Regions from separate parts of the Homo sapiens genome. Here region 2 is linked to region 1. A link is a loop called in an ENCODE intact Hi-C map of the cell type or tissue named here. Cell type or tissue: PC-9. All regions are shown on one strand. Links, peaks and the distances in the headings refer to the core of each region. The heading gives the core; the rest is flanking DNA.

The links. Hi-C counts contacts between places; a loop is a spot of excess contacts. Peaks named below come from ENCODE experiments on the same cell type or tissue, not always from the same donor. Only the 100,000 strongest peaks of a DNase experiment are listed, where the experiment ranks them.
Region 2: it touches region 1 in a loop (24-fold over the local background); 17 of 110 quality-filtered maps call a loop at or near these places.

What each region holds. Positions count from the first base shown.
Region 1 is chr9:92,951,591-92,962,770 of GRCh38, reverse strand. The region is part of intron 1 of FGD3 (FYVE, RhoGEF and PH domain containing 3); the gene reads right to left. Among named protein-coding and RNA genes, the nearest start is that of FGD3, 9.7 kb to the right of the region's middle. RefSeq lists an enhancer at 8,592-8,691. In PC-9, for the core only: a CTCF peak has its summit at 5,382 (motif pointing left); DNase peaks (open chromatin) are centred at 5,400 and 8,540; H3K4me3 peaks cover 608 bases; H3K27ac peaks cover 2,004 bases.
Region 2 is chr9:93,298,659-93,308,248 of GRCh38, reverse strand. WNK2 (WNK lysine deficient protein kinase 2) reads right to left here. Exons shown (of 30, transcript NM_006648.4): 25 at 8,988-9,179; 26 at 8,100-8,198; 27 at 1,428-1,472. Among named protein-coding and RNA genes, the nearest start is that of WNK2, 120 kb to the right of the region's middle. RefSeq lists enhancers at 976-1,880, 6,136-7,048, 8,997-9,497. In PC-9, for the core only: CTCF peaks have their summits at 3,178 (motif pointing right), 5,199 and 5,400 (motif pointing right); a DNase peak (open chromatin) is centred at 5,398.

The DNA.
Region 1 (11,180 bases), core at 1,196-9,195:
ACTGGGTTTCACCATGTTAGCCAGGCTGGTCTCAACTCCTGACCTCAGGTGATCTGTCTGCCTCGGCCTCCTAAAGTGCTGGGATTACAGGCATGAGCCACCATGCCCGGACACTGATGAACTTCTTGAAGACTCCATTCTTCCTCCATGAAATGGAGAAAATGTGGGATGCATGTGGTGGAGTTTTTGTGAGAAATGAGGGCTTTGCCTATGGTAGGTACTCAAGGGATCCCAGCCACCAACATCTGAATCACCGTTGCTGTGCTGTCAATGCCGGGGCCCTGGAGTCTTGGCTCCTGCCCCCTGAGGAGGCAGCCCTGGACCATCCAGATGCTTCCAGCCCAGGCCAGGAAGGACAGCAGTGCCTGCCACCACCACCTGGTTCAGCCTTCTCCTCTACAGAGGTCCCCTGTGCCAGAAGGCCAGCAGTGGGGTCCCATTAGGACCAGGGACACAAACCCAGGTACACTAGGAATACACAACTGTCGTCCTAAGAGGGTCATGATAAATTCTGGCAGCACAGCAGCAGGCTGGCTGTGGTGACCTGAAAGGTGAGGGGTTGTGGTAGGTAAGGAACAAAAAGAGGATGGGGAGGGGTTTGTGGCTTGAAAGTAGAACTGAGGCCAAGTGTCCTGTCGTCCCTGGTTGGGGTGAGTGGGAGGAAGTGGTGCCTCCACCTGGGAGTGACATCATTCAAAAAGAAACATGTTTTTGGCAGCCTGCCCCCCAATGGCCCAGTGATCATCAAATGCTGGTTATCTGCCTCTCCCACTGTGAATAGAGCTGACCTGTGGACACTACTGTACAATAGGACATTACAGAAATGATGAAGGTGACTTCCAAGGCCAGGCCATACATAACACTGCAGCTTTTGCCTTTCCTTGCTGAATCACTCACTGTGGGGGAGCTGGCTGCCATGTTATGAGGATGCTCAAGCAGCCCTGCAGAGAGGCCCATGCGGAGAGGAACTAAGGCCCCAGGCCAACAGCCAGCAACAACTTGTGATGTGTGAATGAGTCACCTTGAAAATGATCCTCAGTTTCAGTCAGGCCTTCAGATGACACTGCAGCCCCAGCCACCATCTGTAGCCTCATGAGAGGTCCCCAAGCCATAGCCAAGCCACACCCCAATACTGACCCATCAAAACTAAAGAGTTAAGTGTTTCCTATTGTTTTAAAGTGATGTAGTATTTTCATCATGAAAAAGGGCAAGGGTGACCTGAAGTTGGGGAATGGTGGGATCAGCCCACAGTGGAGAAGCAACCACCAGGAAGTATCAACACATATTCCAATTTCTCTGACCAATTATTTCACTCATGTTCCAATGGCTCAAATGAGTCCTCTACCCCGGAGGACTCCTGGTGACCATGGAGGGCTCCTGGGGACCACAGTGACAATCCATTGGTGCTATTCAATCTCAAAGCCCTTGAATAACTTTGTGGAGTCAGAGGCTCTGCAGAGAAGGCCCTGTGCCTCCAGTGTCCCTTAGCCTGTCCCTCAAGGGTGCTGCTCATCCTCCCCCAGGTGGCTCACTTCATGAGGGGTGGGTGCCTCTGATGAGAAAGGGGGTTTCCCCAGGACTCCTGCTTTGTCCCAGGGACCCCCAGTCCTGTCTTCCAGGAAAGCTGGCCATGGCCAGGGAGAGGAGCTCTGAAGTCCAGGACCCAGAGGGGCCTGTGTGGGACCACAGAGGCCAGGATGGAGAGAGCCTATGGGCAGAGAACTGTCAGCCAGGGGGAGTGCCCGCCCACCAGGAGAGAGGCCCAGGGGGAGCACCCCACTAGGAGAGAGGCCTGGAAGAGCACCCACTCACCAGGAGAGAGCCCCAGGGGGAGCACCCAATCACCAGGAGAGAGGCCTGGGTGGAGGGCCCACCCACCAGGAGAGAGGCCCGGGGGGATCACCCACTGGGAGAGAGGCCAAGGGGGAACACCCACTTACCAGGAGGGAAGCCCAGGGGCTCTACCCTGTTCAGCAGCCCCTGGCCTAATTTCTCTCAGCTGGCCTAGGGGCTCTTCCCTGGTGGATGAGTGCTCTCCCTGGGCCTCTGTCCTGGTGGGTGAGTGCTCCCCATCTGACTACAAGGAACAGAGCCCCCACAACTCTCCCATTGCCAGCACTGCACTATGACTAAGCCTGGGACTGTTACGGCACCCAGCTGGCCCTGGCTGTTACACCCCATTCCTTCCCAGGGTTGCTACCAGTTTATCCGCTGTGGGGGAAAGTGTCCATCTGACGTCTAGTAGTGACACCTGGGGTGCATTTTTTCAGGGAAGCCATCTTACCCATGGTTATTCTGCAGCCTTTGAATGGAAGGTTTAAGGAGGAAGGCAGCTCATATTTACCAAGCACACAGCATAAGGCAAACTCTGCTCTGGGCTGGTTTATGGGTGACATGAGGACGTGGGGATAGGAGGGGTCCTCATGGGGGAATGAGGACATGGGGATGGGGGACTTGGGGACACGAGGGATATGGAGACATGCAGACATGCAGACATGACAACAGGACGTAGAGGACATGAGGATATGGGCATTTTGGGACATGAGAGCATGGGAAGTGGAGGTCATGGAGACATGGGGATGTGAGGATAAGTGGACATGGGAACCTGAAGACATAGGGACATGAAGACATGAAGACACAGGGACATGACATGAGAAAATGGGGAAAGAGGACATGGAAACATGAAGAATATGGAGATATGGGGCATGAGGACATGGAGACATGGGGATATGGAGACATGGGAACACAGGGACTCGGGGACGTGAGGGATACGGGGACATGAAGAATATGGAGATGTGGAGGTTATGGGGACATGAGGAATGAGAACACGCAGACATGAGGAATGTGGAGCCACATGGACATAGAGAAATGAGGGCATGGGGGTACAGGGGACGTGGGGACGTGTGGTCTTGGAAACATGGGGGCATGGGGACACAAGGACATGGGACATGCAGACATAAGGGACACTCGCTTCAGCCATCGACCTTCCAAAACACCCACACAAATGAGCAAGGACATTTTATACAGTCTTATTAGGGCTGATTTTTTTTTTTTTTTTTTTTTTGAGACTGAGTTTCCCTCTGTTGCCCAGGCTGAAATGCACTGGACCGATCATGACTCACTGTAGCCTCGACCTCCTGTGCTCGAGGGATCCTCCCATCTCAGCCTCCTGAGTATCTGGGACCACAGGTGTGTGGCACTATGCCTGGCTAAGTTTTTATTATTTGCAGAGACGGACTCTGGCTATGTTTCCCAGGCTGACCTTGAACTCCCAGGCTCAAGCGATCCTTCTACCTCAGCCCTGCAAAGTGCTGGGATTTACAGGCATGAGCCACCCACCGAGCCTTGCCCAATGTCAGAGATGTGCTGAAGGTCCAACAACAGAGAACTAGTTCAACCAATTACCCTATTTCAAGACTTACTATAGTAATTATATTTTATTAACTAAAATAATTTTATTATAGTAATTATTTTCATTAATAAAATAATTACTATAATACAATAAATTTTGACTGGGCGCAGTGGTTCACGCATATAATCCCAGCACTTTGGGAGGCCAAGGTGGGCGGATTGCCTGAGGTCAGGAGTTCACGACCAGCCTGGGCAGCACGGTGAAACCCCGTCTCCACTAAAAATACAAAAAATTAGCCAGGCATGGCGGCAGGCACCTGTAGTCCCAGCTACTGGAGAGGCTAAGGCAGGAGAATTGCTTGAACCTGGGAGGTGGAGGTTGCAGTGAGCCAAGATCATGCCACTGCACTCCAGCCTGGGCGACAGAGCGAGACTCCATTTCAAAACTAAATAAATAATAAAATAAAATAAATTTCAAAAGCAAGACAATGTGGTATTGACATAAGGATAAATCAATGGAAATCAATGAACTAATAGATTTTCATTCATTTGTTCAATTGATTTTCAATGAAGGTGCCAGTACATATCAATAGGGAAAGATACGTCCTTTCAACAAATAGTAATGGAACATTTAGATAGCCGTACCAAAATACAAACCTTGACTGCTTACTCACACTATACACAGAAAATAGCTAGAAATGAATCCAAACCTTAATTGTGAATGCTAAAACTGTAAAGCTTCTAAAAACACATAGGTGAAAATATTCATGAATTTGTGGTTGGTAATGATTTCTTAGAGTATAAAAGGCACTAAGCCACACACAAAAAAAACTTTATAAACAACTTCTTCAACCTGAAAATATGTTTCATCAACATAGAAAACTTCTGCTTATCAAAAGGCACCATTAGGAACGTGAAAAGGCCAGCCACATATAGACTCCAAGTGATAATGATGTGTCAGTGCAGGTTCATCAATTGTAACAAATGTCTCCTCTGGGGAGGATGTTGATAAAGAGAGTGTCTCTGAATATGTGGGGTCAGGGAATATATGGGAAATCTCTGTACTTTTCTCTCAATTTTCCTGTGAATGTAAAACTGCTATAAAAAAATTAAGTCTTTAAGGCCGGGCAAGGTGGCTCATGCCTGTAATCTCAGCACTTTGGAAGGCCAAGGAGGGTGGGTCACCTGAAGTCAGGAGTTGGAGACCAGCCTGGCCAATATAGAGAAACCCTGTCTCTACTAAAAATACAAAAATTACCTGGGCATGGTGGTGCGCACCTGTAATCCCAGCTACTCGGGAGACTGAGACAGGAGAATCACTTGAACCTGGGAGGTGGAGGTTGCAGTGAGCCGAGATCATGCCACTGCACTCCAGCCTGGGTGGCAGAATGAGACCCTGTCTCAAAAAAAAAAAAAATTAAATATTTTTTAAAAATTTCAAAGGCGGCCGGGTGCAGTGGCCTGTATTCCCACTACTTTGGGAGGCTGAGGTGGGCAGATCACCTGAGGTCGGGAGTTCAAGACCAGGCTGGCCTACATAGTGAAACTTCATCTCTACAAAAATACAAAAATTAGCTGGGCATAGTGGTGCACGCCTGTACTCCCAACTACTCTGGAGGCTGAGGCAGGAGAATCACTTGAACCTGGGAAGTGGAGGCTGCAGTGAGCAGAGATCATGCTACTGCTGCACTCCAGCCTGGGCAACAGAGCGAGACTCTGTCTCAAAAAAAAAAAAAAAAAAAGAAAAGAAAATTTCAAAGACAAATCACAGATTGGGAGAAAACATTTGCAATACATATATCTGATAAAAGATTTGTGTCCAGAATACAAAAAGATTCCTACAAATCAATGAAAAAAAAAGACAAACGATTCCATTTTTAAAATGAGAAAAAAAAACTGGAACATATACTTGACTTAAGTTACCTAAATAGACAATAAGTATATGAGCTGGTGGGCAACACTGCCTGCCATCAGGGAAACTAAAAACCACACTGAGGAATGATTACAGCCCCATCTGAACCGCTACAGTGAAAAAGACTGACAATGCCACCTGCTGGCAAGGATGTGGAGCAAACGTAACTCTCAGTGTGAAACTCTCATGCTGGTGGAAGCAGAAAATTGTACAACCACTTTGGAAAACTGTTTGGCATTTTCTCACAAAGTTAAATATACACCTTCTCTATGACCCAGCAATTGCACTTCTAGGTATCTACCCAAGAGGAAAGAAAACATCTGTCCACACAAAGACCTGTACACAAATGTGCAGAACAGCTGTATTCATAACTCAAAGCTGGAAACAATTTCAAGTGTCTGACAACTGGAGAATGCGTAATAAGCAAAGTGTGGTGCAGCCATAATATGGATGGAACAGGATCCAGCAATAAAAAGGAGTAAGCCACTGATATAACAATGATGTAGAGCTGGGTATGGTGGCATGTGCCTGTAGTCCCAACTACTCAGAGGCTGAGGCAGGAGACTGCTTGAGCCCCGGAGGTCAAGGTTGCAGTGAGCTATCATTGCACCACTGCACTCCAGACTGGGAGACAGAGCAAGGCTCTGTCTTCAAAAAAAAAAAAAAAAAGAAAGAAAGCAATTATATGGATGGATCTCAAAGCCAGACACAAAAGACTGTTAGATGAAGTTCAAAGACAGGCAGAACTAGTTTCTGAAGTCAGAACAGAGGTGCCCTGTGGTACTCTGGAAGGCAGTGTCTTAGTTTATCCTGGTTATTATAACAAAGTCCCACTGGCTAGGTGGCTGAAAAGTCAAAAATTTACTTTCTCACATTCCAGGAGGCTGGAACTCTGAGATCAAGGTGTTGGCAGGGTTGGTTTCTCCTGAGGCCTCTCTCCCTGGCTTGTAGGCAGCCATCATATCCTTGTGTCCTCACGTGGTTGTCCCTCTGTGAGTCCTCAGCTCTTCTTTTTGGACACCAGTCATGACAGATCAGCACCCACTCTCAGCACCTCATTTTAACTTTGTTACCTCTTTAAAGGCCCTGTCTCCAACACAGTTACATTCGGAGGTACTGGGGATTAGGGCTTCAACATGTATTTTGCAGGGACATAGTCAGGCCCATAATAGTCCCCCAAAGTGAGAACAAGGCAAGGATGCCTGCTGTCACCACTCTTATTCAACACAGTGGAGAAGGTTCTAGCCAGTGCAATAAAACAAGAACAGAAACGAAAATGCATGCTGAGCAGAAAGGAAGAAATAAAATTGTCCATGTTTGCAAATGACATGACTGTCTACAAAGAAAATGCCAAGAAGCGAAAACAAACAAACAAACAAACAAACAAAACTCCCAGAACTAGTATGTGAATTTAGCAAGGTCAGGGATACAAAATCAAGTCACAAAAATCACTTTAATTTGTATATACTGGCAATGAACATGCAGACATGGAAATGAAAACTATGTTGTCATTTACACATTAACTGTGGTACATCCATGCCACACAACAGCACTCAGCAATAACAAGGAAACACTATTGACACACACAGCAGCCTAGATGTGTGATGATTCCCCTGCATGAATTCCCTTAGAGGAATCCCAAGGGATTATGCTGGTGGAAGAAAGATAATTTCAAAAGATTACATGCTATATGACTCCGTTTATATAACATTCTCAAAATGACAAAATTGTAGAAACAGAGAACAGATTGGCTGCTGTCAGGGGCAGGCAGGGAGCAGGTGGACATCAAAGGGCCACAGGAGGCTCCCTGTGCTGGTGCTGCTCTGTGTCTTGACTGTACCAGTGTCAAGGTCCGAGCTATGATATGGTCCTATATCGTTTTGCAAGCTGTTACCACTGGGAAATCCCGGGTAAAGGCCCACAGTATCTCTGCATTATCTCTTATGTGTCTATACAGTCATTTCAAAATAAAAAGTTTAATTAAACAACTAGCTAGTGGCATCCCTTGGCTCTATTTATTTTTATTTTTATTTTTGAGAGGGAGTTTTGCTCTCTTTGCCCAGGCTGCCTCAGCCTCCCGGGTAGCTGGGATTACAGGCATGCACCACCATGCCTGGCTAATTTTGTATTTTTTTAGTAGAGATGGGGTTTCTCCATGTTGGTCAGGCTGGTCTCGAACTCCTGACCTCAGGTGATCCGCCCACCTCAGCCTCCCAAAGTGCTGGGATTACAGGTGTGAGCCACCGTGCCTGGCCATCCCTTGCCTCTTAAGAGAAGCAGTGAGCCTACAAGTGACTCACAGTAAAGCTGGAATCCTCAGCGTCATCTCAGAGTTGGCCCGGCTGGAACCTGGCCCTTGCAGCCTCCCAGCCTCATTCCTGGCCTCTACAATGATTGGGAGCACCTCTCCCTACCCTCACGGGCCTTGCCTCTCACGTCTGTTCCCTCTGCTCCTTGGCCACCTGACCACACCAGCTTTAGAGCTTCCCTCTGGGTGCAGCTGGCTCTCGGACACATAGACACCATATCGCCATCACTCTCCAGGCAGACCGTGAGTTCCATGAATGCAGGCAACGATGCTCCAAGCATCCTCTAATTTCTCCTTTTCCAGAAGACAAAGCTGTGGTTCAGAGAGGTGGAGGAAATGTCAAGGCCACGATACTCAGAGCCTAGCAAGATGCAGCTGAGGTGGCTGGTCTCTAGGACACAGCCCAAGGTGCAGGACAAAGGGGAACCAGGAGGCCAGGGCTCAGGGGAGTAAAGAGCTTGGAAGTAAGAGTCCCATTCAATGACCAGGACACTGAGGTTCAGAGAGGCCAAAGTGCGGTCACTCAGTCAGTCAACAACCATTTGCTGAGCGGCTCCTAGGACACAAGAATCCTTGGGAGATGGCCCCTGAGGAAGGAGCAGCTCTGGCCTGCAGAGACCCTCATGGCTGCCACTTCCTGTGCAAGGTGACCCCGGCCCCTGCCCTTCTGCTCACTTATTAGGGTCACAGCCAGTCACTTGGGCCACACGGGCACAGGACTCAGAGCCCGGCTGCTTCTCCAATCACCTGCCTGCTTTTGGGAACCGAGAACCACAGCTCTTGGATCCTTCCCAGAACCCTTGAGACCCAAGGATTGGACAAAGTGCCCATGTTGAGTTACTCTCATTCTTCTGACAAGACAGGGGAAAGCCACAAAAATACCACACTAGCTAGGGCAGGAAGTGGGTGGGACCAGAGTAGTCATTCCTGTGTGGCTTTGGATGGGGTCCAAGGGTGGTGCACCTTTGTCAGCGTTCAGGCTCCAAGACAAATCCTACTCAACATGTGACCTAACAATAGACAAGACCCAAGGAAATGAAAGCTCCTGGCAGAGAGGCTGTGTGAAACCCTGAGAGTGACCGTCTCTGGGTGGTGAGCTTCCGGGAATTTTCATTTGCTTCTTGATGCTTCTCAGTAACATATAAATTTCTACGTAGAACATTATATTTGCATTTGGGAGGAAAGCCAACCTGTTTAAAAATACAAGAATCGAAGTTGTTCATTGGAGATTCCCAGCCGGGAACTATTGCCCAGTGAAAGCCAGCTGTCTCCATGTCTGTTTACATATGGAAAATTTAATTTCTACTTAGCTGTCCTAAATCTCTCTAATGAAAGATGTGGTTGAGAAACCAAAAAAAGAAGGGATACTGAGTGTAATTCTGCTTTCTGAAAACACATTTTTTGCAAAACATTTTCTAGGTTACTTTAAATTGAAATTACATTTGGTCCAAAGGCAGACAATATTTCCTAAACCTTGGCACTGCCCTTAACTTTACCTGCCTTCCTCCCAGGCAGGCAGCTGGGAGAGTGGACAAGCCCAGATCTGGAACTGTGAGGCCCGTGTGCAGGTGACATTGTGTGAGCCCCTTCACCCCAACATGGGGAAAATATCCCTGGACACCAAGTTCCTGGGGGCTCCCTGGGAAAATGTGTGTAAAATGCTACAGTGTGAGCAGCGAGAAGCTGGCTAGTCATCACTCACTATACCTCATTTCTTAAAAGTTGCTTTAAAAATATGTGATGCTTTAGTCATCTTGGCCAAAGTGGAGAGGCAAGCCCAGCTTCAAACTCTTAGACCAAGTGGCATTTTGAGAGCTTTCCACTCAGGAGACGTAATTACAGAGCGGCTCTGGCAGTTGGCTATGATAACATTAGAGCCTGAAGTGGAAGCGATTGTTTCTTATCCTTAACAAAGAGCCCTGATGTGTCTATACTTACACAAAAGTGCTGCATCTGGTGCATTTTTTTTTTACCCTGTAGGAAAAAATTATCAATGTGTAAATAGAGAATGATATACATTAAAAAATAAGGCAATAAAGGGGTGGCCACGCCCCCACTCAATCAGGCCCTGAATAAAGGATAATTCCAGCATTGTTATGCGGCAGCTGCACAGCGTCAACCAGAAACACTCATATGCCCAGGGAGGTGCGGGTCCTTTCCTATGCACTCCATGTCCAATCCAGACATCACATTCTGCCAAGTGGTATTCTCACAATCACTTGGATCCACCGTTTACTATTCAATCCTTAGTCTAAGCTCCTGATCAACCAGAGGCTATTCAGAATGCAACAACACATGTTTATTTAGGTTTCCTTTAAGGGCAGATGCTGAGCTGGAGGACCTCGGGGGAAGAAGTAATCAGAAAGCTTAGAACTGGAGGCACCTAAGGGTGATCACAGCAGCACTATTCTAAAGAAGAAAAAAGGGAAAGAATGAAGGAAGGAGGAAAAAAGGGAAGGAAAGAGAAAAGGAAGGAAGGAGAGAAAGAAGGAAAGAGAGAAAGAAGGGAGGGAGTGAGGAAGGAAGAGAAGGAGAAAGAGGGGGAAGGAGGGAGAGATTTGAGCCACACTTGCTCAACCTTCATAATGTTAAGGAGGGCCTTAGGATTGGAGGGTAGAGGATGGGATGGGGGGGCCTTCAGCTTTAAAACAGTTTGATTTTCGGGCCGGGCGCGGTGGCTCACACCTGTAATCCCAGCACTTTGGAAGGGCGAGGCAGGCGGATCACGAGGTCAGGAGATCAAGACCATCCTGGCTAACACGGTGAAACCCCGTCTCTACTAAAAAATACAAAAAATTAGCCGGGCGTGGTGGCGGGTGCCTGTAGTCCCAGCTACTTGGGAGGTTGAGGCAGGAGAATGGGGTGAAGCCAGGAAGCGGAGCTTGCAGTGAGCCGAGATCGTGCCACTGCACTCCAGCCCGGGCGACAGAGCAAGACTCTATCTCCAAAAAAAAAAAAAAAAAAAATTGACTTTCAACAATGATATGTGTATATATCCTTTGCATACTTGAAAATAAACAGAGATGTGCTCTGGTCACCCCCTGCATTGACTCACATGAGTTGGAAACCAGGGATATTAAGAAGCCCTTGGGGAGTCAAGTGTGGTCTCTAATGGATGAATTAGGGCCACGAATTATTCCTTATGCAGCATAGTTTGTTTTGCAGACAAAATATTTTGGAACTTGTTTAAAAGCAAGATCAGGGAGAGGGTCAAAAAACCAGATGCCCCTTTTGCCACTGAAGATCTTAGACCCTCAGATTTTGTCTGCCCTGGAGCTGGGGGACAGAGGCATCCTCTCTGCAGCCGTAAAGTCAGGGTCTTCTGACTGAGATCCCCCCAAGCCTACTTTACACCTATTTTGCATGGTCAAAGACCAGCAGTTTTATTCATTCAGTTTACCACCTCCGCAGCTACATGAATCCTTCAGGCACCAGTGTTTCAAGGACCAAGAACATGAGTGTGCTCAGACACAACCCTACATCTGGCAAAATCTACACAACTTTCATTAATTAATTAATTTTTTTGAGACAGGGTCTCGCTCTGTCACCCAGGCTAGAGTGCAGTGGCACAATCACAGCTCACTGCAGCCTCAACCTCTGGGTTCAAGC
Region 2 (9,590 bases), core at 1-8,000, 350 kb before region 1:
TACGTGACAGCTGAGACAATGGTCTCACTTGGGCCAGGCAGCACCTTGCTTCAAGAGGCGGTCGGATTAAGGGGCCTGGCTGCCCAGGGTCAGACATGGTGGGGCATTTCCATGGGCTGTGCCAGGTGGCCATCACCCACCTCAGAAGCCAGGCCAGGGGACAGGACTCTGCAGCAGCCGGCAGCCTCTGCTCAGCATCCACTCTGTGCCCACCGCTGCCCATCCCCAGACTCACGTGTGAGAGAGCTCAGGAAACTCCTGGCACAGCCAGACACACTGGGCTTCGGAGTCATGGTGCCTAGAGTCAGGTTCCTCGGGCTCTCTCTGGCCTGTGCATCCTCAGCCGTAACATGAGGACGCGGGGCGGTGGAGTACCGTGTGCAGAGCGCTCAGCACACACGGCGGGCTGGCCTGCAGGCAGCCCCCTGGCCCACGGGAAAATGCCTGCCAGGGCTGCCTGACTTGCATTCCCATGAATTTTAATGGTCTGGTTGTTTGGAATTCCAGACATAGAAATTGTCCTGACCAGCGCATTCGCATTCGAGGAAGGTATTCATAAAGGGTACCCATGCCTGGGGCTGCCTGACGCGGCCCCACCAGCTCCTGCCATGGGCTGCGGCCAAACGCCCTGCTGCAGGAGGGAGCTGGGAGCCGCTCTGCTGACCATTAGCACACCAGAGCACTCGGCTGCTTCATTCAAAGTGTTTTTTAAGGGACTAAAATGAGACTTTAAAAATTTTAAATCATACCCTTTCCAGGCAACACATGTAATTTCTCGTTGGCAATTTTGAATAAGCCAATTCAAAAATTTTCTGCATAGAGAAACAATCTAATGACCATCTCTTCAAACAAGCTGTCCCAAAATGTAGTGGACTTTAGTGGCTAGCAATGAAAAAGCACAGACACAGACAATTAAAAATTAGTGATGAGATTTGACACACATGGAGCTATTCCTACATGAAAAGTTCAGCCAGAAAAGAAAAAAAATATTTTTTCGAGAGAGAGAGATGAGAGAGAGAGAGAGGTGAGTGGCCCAAGGAGACTAATACCCACTCAGTCCTGGCATCTCTCCTCGTGGGGAGGCACTCATCTTTAGGACTTCAAGGAAATACTCATTCCTACGGTTTTGGAAAAGGAGCCAATTAATGATCGGCAATTTGCGGGTGTTCCGGGGAAGGATAAGCCCGTTAGATGTGAACTGGCGAGACCGCACAAACTCTAGGCGCCACGAGACACACGGGGGAGCCGAGGACAGCGATCCCGCCAGGCAGAAGCGAAGCAGTGCCCGGCCGAGAGGCATGGAGCAGGCGCGGGGCAGGCACAGGGCAGGCCCACGCCCGCCCGGCCGCGGGAACCCTGATGTGCGCTAGCCACGAGAAAGCCCATGCGATGAGAGAGGACAAAGGGGAAAAAACCCGGATAATTACTACTGCTGTGTTCTTTGCCTAGGCAGAGACGCTTCAGGGCAGACCCTGCAAGGGAAAAAGAAACGACACAAGACCACAGGGTTAGGCAGAACAGCACACACTGGGACACGCTACCACACTAAGCAAAAGTCGTCAGTGTGCAGGGAGGGGCAGACACAGGCAGCAGTTCAGAGAGAGGGCCGACCCGGCCGGGGGAAACGGGGCAGCCCCTGGAGAGAGGGTGCAGGCTCCCACGAGCTTCGCCGAGGGGGCAGAGGTGCCAGGGCCAAGCCCCTAAGCTTCAGGGAGAAGTGTTTGTCTCTAGAAGCATATTCTAAGAAAAGTAAAAGAGAAAGAAAAAAGAAAAGAAAAAAGAAAAAAGCAAAGCACACCGCTTGGCTTTCAAACATCAGGCTTCTGGGAGCCCCACTGATGGAGGCAGGACACCCTGCTGAGTCGGCCACGGGAGCTCTGGAATGGAGCTGGGCACAGCTGGGCTTGGCCGCCGAAGCCCATCGGAGGTTTTCCAAGTGCAAAAAGATACATTGTTTTGCAGGTTGGAGGCCAAGTCTGGATCTCAGATGGCTGCCTCAGATGAGGTCAGCGGCAAGTGTTGAGTAGGGGACTCGAGGGTTTCTATCTAGGGGCTGACCTCAATGTCTGGGGACACTACCGCCTCATTAACAAGTCAGTATCCACAAGGGGTAGGGCAAGGCCTCAGCCTGGAACATTTCTGGCCTCCTTCTAACTGGGACCACCACTAAACCGACTGGTCCCAACTACCCAGAGGGCACCTGGTATACACTGAATGCAATGTCCTAGCCAGTCAGTGCCCAGCCTGGTGGGGACAAGGTCCCCAGGGCAGGCTGGGCCGGAAGGCACGGCCATCCCTGCTTATCCTATAGGCAGGCAGAGCTGGGACGGGCAAGCACAGGCTCAGACTTCCCCAAGGTCACTCGGCAAAGCCTCACTAGCACAGAGGCTCTGTCTACACTCCAGCCCACGGCCCCTTGCCAGGAGCACACTCCCTCCGCAGCAGGAACACGCTCCTCAGCGCTGTTCCCGGGAGACCTAAAAAGGAGCGACTCTGATCTTGCAGGGACTCAGAAAACCTGGCAACGTCTGCCTTCCTTCTCCAGAAGGGCTCATGCCTCCTGCCTCGGGGGACAGCGGGCAACTTGTCGTCCAGCTCCTTGGCCCAAGCTCGGCCTGAGTTGTGCATCCTGGACTTGGAAACCTAGCTCAACTATTTTTAGTCCATTCTGTCTGTTCCTGAGCTAGTGTGGGGAAAGGTGAGGTGGTGTTCTGTTGCAGACTTTACTGTTCTAATAAAAAGGAGGGAGCCCAGCGGGAGGGATCCAGACCAGTGGGCTCTGGGTGAGCAGCTCCGAAGGGCTGTTCCCTGGCTGCTCTGTTCTGAGATGAAACCCTGCCAGGAACACAGAGCTGATATCCCCTCAATGGCTCACTCAAGTTTACAGGGGAGGTATGGCTGGTTTTCTGTAGTGCAGGAGGGGCCCCTGAAGTCTGTGATGCAGGCTAGGCTAGGATCCAATATGTAGGGGCACTGGGTGAGCACCAATTTCCCTGGCAGGCTTTGTCGGGGGCTGTGGCCCATGGTCCCATGTAGACAGTCCTAAGCCAGGTGCTTCAAAAAGCTGCTCTGTGTCTATCTGGCAGCTCTTGGTGTGGCTGGAACTCTACATTCAGTGCTAATTCCTGGCTGTTGCCATGCTGGGAAGAACACCATCAAACAGGCCGGCTGCCGGCTGGGAACCACCAGAGGGAGCCTGGACCTGCGATCAGAGCTGGGACTCACTCACTGTCCTGGGAACCTGGGGTCTGGAGTGTCTGGAGGACACGGCACCTGCTCAGAGCCAGGGAGCAACCCTGGCCCACGGAGGCCTCCACGGGCCCTTCCTAAACTTGGGCCCCTCCTAAACTTGGGCCCCAGTGACCAGTGTGCAGACGGCTCCTAGACCTCCAGACAAACTGATGGGTGCCAGTCTTTCAAGGCCATGCTGTCGGACGCCACTCACTGCAGACAACTGGGCTGGGGCAGAGACCTCCCCACACTCTGGACAGCCCTGCCCGTCCTTAGGTGGCTCCTTAGTCCACCTCTCCAGAGCCTCGGCCTCGATTGGGCCCTGCCCCTCACTTGCCCACCATGCAGATGGCACCCAAAGACAGCCCCCACCTGGCCCCCTGCCACTCGCTCTGTGCCAGGAAAAGCACCCCCACCTCCTGTCCATAAGGCAGCAACGGGAGAACAAAGGAAACTTTCAGGAGGCTGCCAATTGACGCCAGGCCCACCTCGGTCTCCCTGTGGGGCTTCCATCCCCAGCCAGGCCCAGGAAGAGGCGGCGCCAAGGCCCTGGACTGCTCAGTGGTGCTGGGGCGGGGGCTTGGCAGCCTCATCCCAGCTGTTGGGGGATCCGCTGCTTTCTTCCCAGAATGTAAAAGTGGCAGCACACAGGACGACAGGAGGGCCGGCTCTTGGACTTGGCATCTCCTGCTTTTGTGCAGCCGACATCAGCTGAAGCCCCCCAGGCGCAAGTGGAGGCTCCCTCCCCACTCCAGCCATGGCACAAAAACAGCCTGCTCTTGGGTCAACGGCCCTGCCCTCTGGGTAGCCCGAGCACCTGCCCCATCCAGACCCTCAGCCTGTGGCCAAGAAGACATCTCAACCAAGAAGGATTCAAACTGAGGGTGTGTGCCTGGGACAGGGGGACTAAAAAGTGGTCAGCCCCTGAGCAATCCCCACATTCGCTTTTCACCTCACAGGGCTCAATACTGCCCAGGAGCCCACGGGACAGCTGGGGCAGCCCACCTCCCATCATGGGTGCCCTGGCGGCTTCACCTCAGTCCCCCACAACTTCCCGCGCACCCTCAGGTGGGTCAGCCCCCGCCATGGTCAGCACTGGCTCCCTTTTCTGGCACAGGAGAAAAATGGGCATCCAGGGACAAAACCCCTTTTAAGGTGTCTACGTATTGAACAACCATGTTCTTGAGCCAAAAACTGTCCACAAAGCATGCATTGGGAAGCAGGATCTGCCTTGGCTCTGCCCAGGGAGACCTGGGGCTGTTTTCATGTTGCCTTGAGCTAAATGACCCCACATTGCACTAGGCCCCATTGCACACAGGCCTGCTCCACAGACAGCCCACAGTGGTACGCAGCACTGACCACCCTGGCTGCAGAGGTCAGGGCCTGGTGGGCGCAGTGCAGGGTGGGGGCCCTCCTCTCTGGATGCCCTCCACCCCGAGGCCTCCTGAACACCTGCTGCAAAGAGCCTCGCTGAGCATGCACTCTCTCCCCACCGGGAGGGATGAAAGCATTCCACGGTGGGAGAAGGCCTAGAAGGCATCGTGCAGTGACACCGGAGGGTCCCTGAGCCAAACATGCTGCAGCCAACAGCCAATGTGGAGAAAACCCAAAGAGATACCAGCGTGCAGAGAGAAAGGCCCACAGGGTGCCAGAACATGCCCGGTCAGGTGGGAAGATCCAGAAGGACCCCAGCTTCTGACAAGCAGAACCAACAGAACCACGACCAGAGGTGCCATCTCAGCATCTGCACCTGACCCTCCTCCCTGGCTCCAAGGCCAACATCCCTTAGAATGCACTGGGCCAGGTGTGGTGGCTCCCACCTGTAATCCCAGCACTTTGGGAGGCCAACGTGGGTGGACTGCTTGAGCCCAGGAGGTCTAGACCAGCCTAGGCAACATGGTGAGACCCTGTCTCTACTAAAAATACAAAAAAGTAGCTGGGTGTGGTGGTGCAGACCTGTGGTCCCAGCTACTTGGGAGGCTGAGGTGGGAAGATTGCTTGAGTCAGGGAAGCGGAGGTTGCAGTGAGCTGAGATCTTGCCGCTGCACTCCAGTCTGGGTAACAGAGCCAGACTTTGTCTCAAAAAAAAAAAGGGAGACTGCTCTGGGGCACTGGGTCATGTGAGCTCCCCACAGCAACTGCTGACCACAAGGGGGCATCTGCAAGCTGGGTGAGAAGTCTATGCCAAGGGGCCCAGCTCACAGGGGTTCTAAGCAGGGCCTTGCACTCCCTAGGGGTCTGTCCACCTGCTGCTCCCAGCCTCCACTGCTTTATTCCCTGTCCTGCACCTTGAGTCAGCTCGGGCCTCTGGAGGTGCCTGCTGCACTGCCCTGCTCTATCCCTGGGCACAGCCACCTGGGCACCCGCAGCCCATCCTCTGGCCTGGCCTCAACCCACCCTGCCTGGGGCCGTTTCATCTTCTCTGACCTTCACAGAGGCCAGGATCCTTCTATATTTCAAAATTTAACACATTTTGTTTTCCTGGAACTGTTTCTCTTCCAGGAAGTGGGAGTGCCCCACACCAGGGCAGTGAGCTGAAAGCTCTCCCCAGGCCCTAGGGAGCAAAGGCTGGGCTGGCTGCGCCGGCTGCCCCCCACTAGCCGCACCTTGGCATCCACCCTGCTCCTCCTCTACTTGCAGCGCGACCCCCGACCCCTCGGTGTCTTCCATACACCGACCTCAGCGTCTTCCTAGCCCATCTGCTCACACTACCCCTGCCTGCAACCCTCCCTCCTGGCCTCCAAGCCTGGCGCAATCCCACAGCTTCCGCCCAAGTCCTCAGCCTCTCAGCGCTCACAGGGCTGCGCCCACCCCTGCAGTCTTTCCCCTGGAGGTGCTTGGTCTCCTCACAGACCCCACAGCTCTCCCTTCTCTTTTGGGCTGCCCTGGGGGTTTACCCATGAGCAGCAGATGTGCCAGTGGATGGCTCAACAAGAAGTCCAGCCTCCACAGCCCAGGGGCACAGAGGCAGGAGGGGCCAGTCCCAGCCACATCCCAGGAGAGTGGCAGAGACTTCGGAGGCCTGGAGCTGATCCAGACAGGGCTTGAGAGGCGCCCAGGGCAGAGGCCCACCTGGGCTCTCCCCGGCCAGCAACTTCAGAGTGTGGGGGAACTGGGGGAGACATTATGGCCCAAAAAGACTAAGACTAAGACTTGCCTGATGGGGGCTAAGCCGTGAAAACAAGCAATACCACAAAACACAGCATGGGGGTGGAAGTGGGGCCTGGGTAGGCGCCATACCTGACACTAACACCCTGCACTGAGTCTCCCAGGTGCCCTCGCCCCCAGTGACAGCCCCAGATCGAGCCGCACATGCAGGAGCCGGAAGAGGAGCAGCAAGTGAGGCACAAGGCCAGCAGGGCCGGGAACCGGCTGCGGAGAAGGAACCACAGCCGGCTGCCATAAGAGGACCCAGAGACGCAGGGGTGGGGGGGAAGGCGCCCACTCCTCCCCAGATTCAACTCAGCAACTCACCAGACACCAGGCCACCCAGACCCCCAGACCAACAGCCCAGATGACATGGTGGCCGAAACAGGGCAGCCTGTTAAACAGGCGAACGGGAAGCCCTGGGAAGGCCCTGGCATTCCTACATGGCCCTTGTGTCCTCGAATTGCCTGCCCGGAGAATGATGACCCACATGGACCTCTGATGGGGTGGGTGGATGGCAGTGGACGCCTCCCACAGGCATGGCCTCTGGCTCCCAACAAGCACAATGTATCTTTATTGTACAAGCAAAAAGTCACGTGCCCCAAACCAGCATATCCAATCCAATTGTTGAAAAAGCTTAATTTTCCTGTTAAAAAGACAAAAGCCTAAAAATCTCACAGCTTTTGGTTCACTGGCCGATCGTCCTGAGGGTTAAAAACAAACTGCGTGCTTTGGGATGGCCCCAAGCAGGCAGAGCCTTCCCTGGAGATGGAGTTCCTGGGCACTAACTGTGTTCCAGGGGATCTGAGCAAGGCTGGGACTGGGTTTTGGCTTAGTAGCAATTGGAGGAACTGCGTCATTGACTTCATCCCTGCGGTCATGGGAGGTCACAGGAAAATACAGCAAGTAAAGTGCTCCCACTGGCTGGAGGAGGAGGAGGAGCCGGCCAAGCAGGATGCATGCTCCAAAGAAGAGCTGCCCAGGTGGCCGTCACTCTCCTATTTGGGGTTGGAGACAGCAGTGGGTGAGGAGCAATGACAAAGGGGACCAGACCTGCCCTTCCAGTGGGGAGGGGCTGGGGAGGCCCGAACTGGAGCACGTTCTCTCAGCATTTCCACATGCAGGGCACAGGGCGGTGGGTGTGCAGGGTACTGGGTGCTGGGATTTGGCCCTGGTACAGAAACCACGCCCTCCAGTGACCTTTAGAACCGTATAGGCTCGCTATGTGCATGTCTTCACAGTCCAGACACGCGTGACACACACTGTGCATCTGGAGGAGGTTGGGGTTGTCTTTTTGTTGTCGCTGGAACTGGGGACAGCGGACATGTATATTTGCCACAATTGCAACAGAAAAAAAAACTACATCCAACATAAAAAAAAAAATTAAATAAATGAGGTGACGAAAAGAATGCAAAGGGCTCCAGTCCTTCTGGGCAGAGGTGCCCGGGGCGGAAGGCAGGCCAGCCGCTGCACATGCTTTCCGTGCCCAGGCACCAGCCATGAGCATGCACACACGCTGTGTGGGGCTTGGGGGTAGGCGCTGGCGGCCGCCGCTCCAGGGGACCGGCTCATGGGGTTCCACTTTGATATTAAATAGGTGACTTCGATGGGGTGGGGGAGGCATCCTATGAAATGTATGAAAGGTAATGAAGACAGGGAGGGGGTGGGGGGAGAAAACCAAGGGCCAGGAGGTGATAAAATACAAAAGAACAAATACAGACAGATGGACACAGATACGGGTCCACTGAGGAATCGAGCACGAGGTTTGCTACTAGACTTATAGGTCACTCTCTCAGACGTTGGGTGGTAAACCGTCCAGCCTGCAAATGAATATAAAGGGAAGAAAACAAAGAGACACTCATCAAGTACAGGTTGCTGCGATTCCTCCTCCACACCAACAGCCACACCAGCCTCGTCACTTAACATCCACGGCTCCATCTAGCCCAGCCCGGAGCACCAAAGCCACTGACCATGTAATGGGAAGGAGGCAGCGGGAGAGCAGAAGAGAAGCAGCCCGGAGAGGGGCGGGCAGGGTGGGGTGGGCGGGGCGGGGCGGCTTCATGGTCACCATGATTTCTCTGGACAGAGATGGTGAGGACAGGAGAGCACCTTATTGAGCAGCTGCTGCTGTCCACGCAGCGTTGACGAGAGAATTTCCTCCTCAAGGCCAAACTCCCAGCTCGAAAGCTGTGCCCTCGTCCCCCCAGCCGTCCCTCTGGACTTTGGAAGGACCCGGTGTTTAGCACCATCTGGCTCCGCTGTGGGGGTGGGGGTGGGGCAGCCAGTGCCTGGGAACTGGCGCCGGAGCACACAGCCGGATGCCAGGTCCCCTGCCCTCCCCAGTCCTAGCCACTTCCCCAAGGTCCACTCTAGCAAAGCATCACCTCCCCCTGAGCTGCTTACAAGCAAGACTTGGTGGTGGATGGGACAATTCCATTCCTTTCATCCAAAGACTACACCTTTTTTTTTTTATCCTTTTTAAAAGAAGCCTCTCAACAGCCTTTGCCACAGCTTGCAACCCCTCTACACAACACGGGCGTGCTCCTGGGGACACCACTGAGGCCCTACGTGGCTAGCACATGCTCGGAGACAGGCAAGCTGGAAATCACCTTGGCCACGCGCTCCGCCTCCATCACTGGCTAAGCCGGAGCAGATGTCCGAAGACAGGGAGGCCCGGACGGAGCAGGGCTGCTGGGTCTGCACTGCCTTCCCGCTCAGGCCCGTGCTGTCTGCAGTGAGCCCCACACTGGCTTGGGCAGGGTCCTTAGCGGGAGGGCCTCTGCTGGAGTCAGCCAAGTGACCTGGGCGGGGGGAGAAGAGGCGACAGGCACGATGAGGCGCCGCCGGGTCGGGGCCGTGTGGATTGAGTCTGTTCTGCCTGCTTATTGCTGGGTGACCTTGGGGAAGCTCACGTCTCCTGCAGACCACAGGCACATGGCCACATCTCCCACAGAGGAGTGATGGGGAAGAGCAAAGAAAGTGCCCAGTCTCTACCAGCCCCCACTGCCGTGCTGGACTTGTGTTGAGCAAATATAGTGACAGAAGACACACCCAGGCACACAGTGGCCTGTGTACTTCTCATCTCAGTCTTCCCTTAGCTCTGGGAACTGTCTCTGAATTCGTGTAATGGGTATAATTCATGGCTGTGTGCCCTGAAGGTTGTGGGCTTATAGTGAGCTTATGGTGGCTTGCCTGGCATGCTTGGGGACTTG